Regions from separate parts of the Homo sapiens genome. Here region 2 is linked to region 1. Evidence: read pairs that join two places in POLR2A ChIA-PET (ENCODE). Cell type or tissue: MCF 10A. All regions are shown on one strand. Each heading gives the region's core, and the rest is flanking DNA. Links, peaks and the distances in the headings are about the cores only. Region 1 has its middle 96 kb from the start of RHOU. Region 2 has its middle 12 kb from the start of RHOU.

The links. ChIA-PET counts read pairs that join two places held together with the same protein. Peaks named below come from ENCODE experiments on the same cell type or tissue, not always from the same donor. Only the 100,000 strongest peaks of a DNase experiment are listed, where the experiment ranks them.
Region 2: POLR2A ChIA-PET joins it to region 1 with 5 read pairs; 5 of 35 experiments call an interaction of 5 or more read pairs at or near these places.

What each region holds. Positions count from the first base shown.
Region 1 is chr1:228,829,793-228,832,606 of GRCh38, forward strand. No RefSeq gene overlaps it. Among named protein-coding and RNA genes, the nearest start is that of RHOU, 96 kb to the left of the region's middle. RefSeq lists a silencer at 1,405-1,454. In MCF 10A, for the core only: no CTCF peak of the experiment used is centred there; a DNase peak (open chromatin) is centred at 1,529.
Region 2 is chr1:228,721,870-228,724,683 of GRCh38, forward strand. It overlaps a transcript of RHOU not described here. Among named protein-coding and RNA genes, the nearest start is that of RHOU, 12 kb to the right of the region's middle. In MCF 10A, for the core only: no CTCF peak of the experiment used is centred there; no DNase peak of the experiment used is centred there.

The sequences.
Region 1 (2,814 bases), core at 151-2,650:
AACACCTCCCATTAGGCCCCACCTCCAACATTGGGGATCAAATTTCAACATGAGATTTGGAGGGGACAAATACCCAAACCATAGCAATGGGATAGATAAATTTCCTTGACATTGATCCCCTTCTAAACTCCAAACTGTGCTTTAAAAACAGTATTTTTAGTTTTAAGGGATGTTGATAAATCAAGGCATCCAGAAGAGGTAAACAAAATGGTCACAGAAAGTGAAGCCAGGCTGGAGAAAAGAAGACTCTGGAGAAAATCAAACCCTACAAGGAGCCCTCATGCAGTGCACAGAATAAATTCACTATTTGGTAGCTTCAGAAGGTGGAATAAGGGTGGGATGAAAGACATTTCAGGGAGTCCAAAGTGAAACGCTTCAGTTAGCGTTGGAGAAGAGAGAACTGGAGTTGGAGGGAGGCAAGGTGCTGAAGTGAGTTGCCAACACCAATTCCTCTGGACTGTGTCCCTGAGGTGATGATGCAGGGCCTGTGGGAAGTGGGCCAGGGGCCTGTCATTCTGGTTCTGTGGGTCTTGACCAACCAGCCCCTAGAGTGCTGGGGCTCAGAACACCTCACCTGGCTGTTTGTGCCTTGCCCAGTAGGTTGCAGGCGGGCAGCCTGCTGGGCTCTTTGCCGAGTTGAGTGGTTTGTCTCCATCTGGCTGCTGTGAAATCACATGGGCCTGTTGGCTGCGATTGTTTGCGGGCTGCCTCCCTGGATGGTGGGGTTCTGTGCTCTGGCTCCTGGGCTCTGACTGCTTTCCAGGGAGCACTGTTTCGCATGGGGTACTCAGGAAACTTCCCAATCAGATGGAAAGAATAAACACAGACTTCAGCTGACTAGCTCTGCACTTTCTTCGGGGTTCTGAGAAACCAAAGGCAAACACACGTGGTGTGCAGTGGTGTGCCCTGTAGGGGAAGCCTGTGAGTGGCGCGCACAGCGCAGGTTCCCTCTGCGGGGTGCAGGAGCAGAGGACTGGTGCTGGTGGGCCTTTCTCTGCGTGTCCAGAACTGTCGGCTTGTGCACGCTAGGCCTGGCAATATGTGTGTGCATGAGTGTGGGCATGCATCTGTGTGTGTGCACATCAACACACAGGTTGTGCTTTTAGTATGACATTCTGTGTTTTCATCTAAGTGCTTGAGGGCCCCTGACTTGCCATGGTTTTCCAAATAAAGAAACTTAAATAAACACAGTGGGGCCCCAGAGGCTGGGATGGGACCATGCTTCTGTAGAATTTCCATGTGCCCTGAGCTATGCTGTTACTCTAATTACTCCTCATTTTAATTCCATTTTGAGGCTTATCAGCCCTATGCTCTTCTACTTTGGGACTGGGCCAAGGAGGCAGGGGGTAAACTGAGTCCAGGCGATCCCGGAGCCTCCAGGGCCAGCCCTGGGAGCTCGCAGGCCTTTGCTGGGGCAGCAGGAACTCTGCTTTGCCTATGACATCCTGTGCTTTGGTCTGGGAGATTTCTGTATGAGTCATTTTCAGCTCAGAACACCCTAGCTGTGGTTAATTACCTGAGGTTTTACTGGACTCCTTCTCCAAGCGTTCATTGTTGTCCGGGCCGCCTCATCATGCCCCCACACGTGTCCTCCTCTGGGGAGGTTTGGAAAAGAGCCTTTAGCCCAAGTTACTGTGACCTTTGGTACCTGTAGGACACATTTTTATCCCTCTTCCTGATTCTAATCTTACTGAGCCACCAAAACCTTTTTGTTTGTTTTAATAAACTTCTAATTTTAGAATAGTTTTAGATTTACAGAAAAGTTACAAAGTCTCCATGTACCTCCTTACAGTTAACCCTATTAACATCCTTCATCAGTAGAGTACTAATGAGCCCAGATTGATACATTATTATTAACTAAAGTCTATTTTCAGATTCCCTTAGTTTTTACCTCGGGTCCTTACCATGTTCCAGTCTTCATCTAGAATACCTCGCTATGTGGAGTTGTCGCATCTCCTGGGCTCCTTTAGCTATAACTGTGACCAGAAAGATCCCTCTCATCCTCCTTGTCTCCCTCTACCTTTCTTTTATGATTGTGGTAAAAAAAAAAAAAAAAAAAACACATAAAATCAAGATCCATTTTTAAGGTCTGTTGCTGAAATGGCCAAAATGGCCCCAAAAAAAATATTGCCAGTTGCTGTGAGGTTTCATGAGCAACTGAGGGTATTTGAACCCTTCTTTCTAGAGCAAGAACTCTGACCGCCATCGCTTTTGTGTACCCAGCGTTATTTAGAACTGAAATCTGCCCCAGAGCCGGAGGAAAGGAGGCACAAACCATCTCAGCCGTGCAATGTTCCTCTGTTGAAAATGTCTCTCCATTTTTTTGTGCTAATCCAAATGTGTATTTCATTTAACGTTCAATTTGATCAACCTGTTAGAGAGGGACTGTGGCACCCAGAATTCTTCCTTCTAGTCTTGATTCCTACAAAAGTGTACAAGAATAGTTTGTACTGCACCATCTTGTGCAGCTCAGTGGCTTGAATCAGGTTGGCTTTTCAATCAAATTGTAAGGTCCTAGACACCAAGGACCTGCTTTCTAATTTCTTTTATACTCTTTGCAATAGTTTTTTGTTTTATAGATAGGGCAGATAGGGAGCAAAGATAGAGTGACTTGGCTGCCCAGAAGATGTACTGAAGTCAAACACGAGGATGATGAGTAACACGCACCTGCAGTTCACCAGGCCTGAAGCTGGGGGAAGCGAAGAGGTACTGGGGTTCCCGGGCAAAATTTAAGGGGGCACCAAAGAACTTAGTAATCGAGATAAATAATATCTTAATTCAATATGTTTTAAAAATAAAATTATTTTTGTACAA
Region 2 (2,814 bases), core at 33-2,532, 110 kb before region 1:
CCTCGAACCCTGACCTCAGGTGATCCACCTGCCTCAGCCTCCCAAATTGCTGGGATTACAGGCGTGAGCCACCACACCCGGCCTTTGTTTTCCACCGTAGTTGCGACTTCTTTCACTGAAATCCAACCCAGCACCAGAAACTAACGAAACAATTCTTTGGCAAATAGGCAGAGCCTGGTGCCCTTACAATAGGGTGGCTACAGTGCCATGTCAGATTTTTTACTGGCCACACTGTAAACAAAGGAAACAAGAATTGTTTCAAGTTCAGATGGGGTACATGGCTAACTGTGGTAAGGTGCTAGGTACCTGTATAGATAAGCTCTTATTCCTATAGGCAGAGTTTTTGGCAGATAGCTTTTCTATTTCTTCCTTCCCAGTGTCTGATATTTGGCTTTACTTAATACTTTCTAGCTCTTAAAATGTCTGTTCTTTTCCTTTAACAAGGGAGTCCTCAGAGCTCAGTCTTTGGGCCTCTTCTTTCCTTGGTCTTCACCCCCTCCCAGGCCCTCTCATCCTTCGTTGCTGATGAAACTCTGAACTTACACCTCTCACCAGCACCTCCCTTGGAACTCCAGAGTTGTACGTTCAATTGCCGGCCCAATATTTCCTCTTGGACATCTCCCAGGCAACTCAAACTTCGTATGTACAAACTGAATTCCTAATCTTTCTCCCCAAACCTGCCATTTGCTGGAATCTTCCTTTTCTCAGTCAATGATAAGTTCGGTTTGTCAGACCATCCATGGAGTTATCCTGACCTCCTTTTTTTTTTTTTGAGATGGAGTCTCGCTCTATCAGCAGGCCGGAGTGCAGTGGCGCGATCTCAGCTCACTGCAACCTCTGCCTCCCAGGTTCAAGCGATTCTCCTGCCTCAGCCTACCCAGTAGCTGAGACTACAGGCATGTGCCACCAAGCCTGGCTAATTTTTCTATTTTTGGTAGAGACGGGGTTTCACCACGTTGGCCAGGATGGTCTCGATCTCCTGACTTCGTGATCTGCCCGCCTCGGCCTCCCAAAGTGCTGGGATTACAGGCATGAGCCACCATTCCCGGCCCCGGCCTTCTCTTATACATGTAAACTCAAGACCCAATGCTCCAGGTAGATCATGCTGCGTCTACCTTAAAGGCATATTCAAAACCCAACCTCTTTGCACCACCGCCTCTGCTACTCCTGGTCCCAGCCCCTCTCCCCATTCCCCTCTCCCTAGTTATCTCTTTCTATCTGGCAGCCTGAGTTAGATGATGCTACTACTCAGCTCTATTTGATACCACTCCGATGAGTGGAGGAACACCAGTGTTCTTGGTCCTCATGCCAGTTTCGATAAAATGACATGAACACTCTTGGAGTGGTTTTAAGGAGTGGAGGGTTTAATAGGCAAGAAAGAAGGAAGACAGAAGGAAGAAGTACAGAGACAGAGGGAGGGGGCTCCAAAGCCAGGAGAGGAGACCCCAAGTGGGGTGGAAACCAGCCAGGTATATACAGAGGCTGGAGGAAGCAGTGTCTGATTTGCATAGGGCTCAGGGTTGGTTTGACCCGGCATGTCATTCACGCAGCCCCTGAAGAAACTAGCCCTCCTCCCCTAGTCTTTTAATATGCAAATGCAGGGCACCATGATGTTCTACACACGTGAGGATATGTGGGGGTGGCCATGTTGCCAGGCACATGTGGGGCAAGGGCAAGGAGGCTGTGGGAATTGCCATGTTTGGGTGGACCCAGTTTCTAATGGCCTGCATTTGCATATCAAAGGTTGCCGTCAGGCTCTAAGAGCTAAGAGCCGGGGCTTTACGAGTGGGGCCTTTACAAAAAAGGTCTTTGGAGCTGCCGTAAAAGAAATGAAAACTTTTCCTTTCTGCCTGAAATAATTTCTTAATAACTCCTACCACATATTCCAATGGCTCCCAGGCTTCTGCAGAATTTACACCATCTTTACGTTGACCTACATGTATTTTTGCCTTTTTTCCTTTCTTCTATGGCCTCACCTCCTGCCTTAGGTTCACTAGGCTCCTTGCTGCTTCTCCAACACGGAGACAGTCAATTGCTGTTTTTGCCCTTGATGGTCCATTTGCCTGGAACGCTGTTTCTTAGACATCCACGGGACTTGCTCTCTTACATCTTTCAAAGTCTTTGCTCAAATATGGCCTGCATGAGGCCTTCCATGTGCACCTTCCTGCCTGTTTTTTTTCGTCTCTGTGACAGTCATCCTGGAACATGTTACATCATTTATTTATTTTGAGTGTTGCACTGAAACATCAGCTTCGTGGAGTGTCTGTGTGCTCACTGACGTATCCCCAACTACTCTCGGCCTCACATGTAGTGGGTGCTTAATAAATATTTGCTGAATGAGCAAATCAATGCAAATCCTGCTACACAATCTATCTTATTTAGTTGGAAAAGTCCTACTGTCTGAGAAGAAAGGGTAAACCCATAGTGGCTTGAAAAATTTCTTGTGTTCCCCCCCAGATTTATTCAGGTATAACTGATAAATAAAAAATCCTATCTATTTATAATGTACAATGCAATGGCTTGATATATGTTTACAAATGACATGATTACCACAATCATTATTGTCAAGCTAATTAACATACTCATCACCTCACATACTTATCTTTCTTTTTGGTAAGAATTTTTTTTGTAGAGATGGAGTCTTGCTATGTTGCCTTGGCTAGTCCCCAACTCATGGGCTCAAGTGATCCTCCCACCTCAGCCTCCCAAAGTGCTGGAATTACAGGCATGAGTCACCAGGCCCAGCGAGGTGAGAACATTTAAGAGCTACTCTTTTAGCCATTTTCAAGTATACAATACATGATTATTAACTAT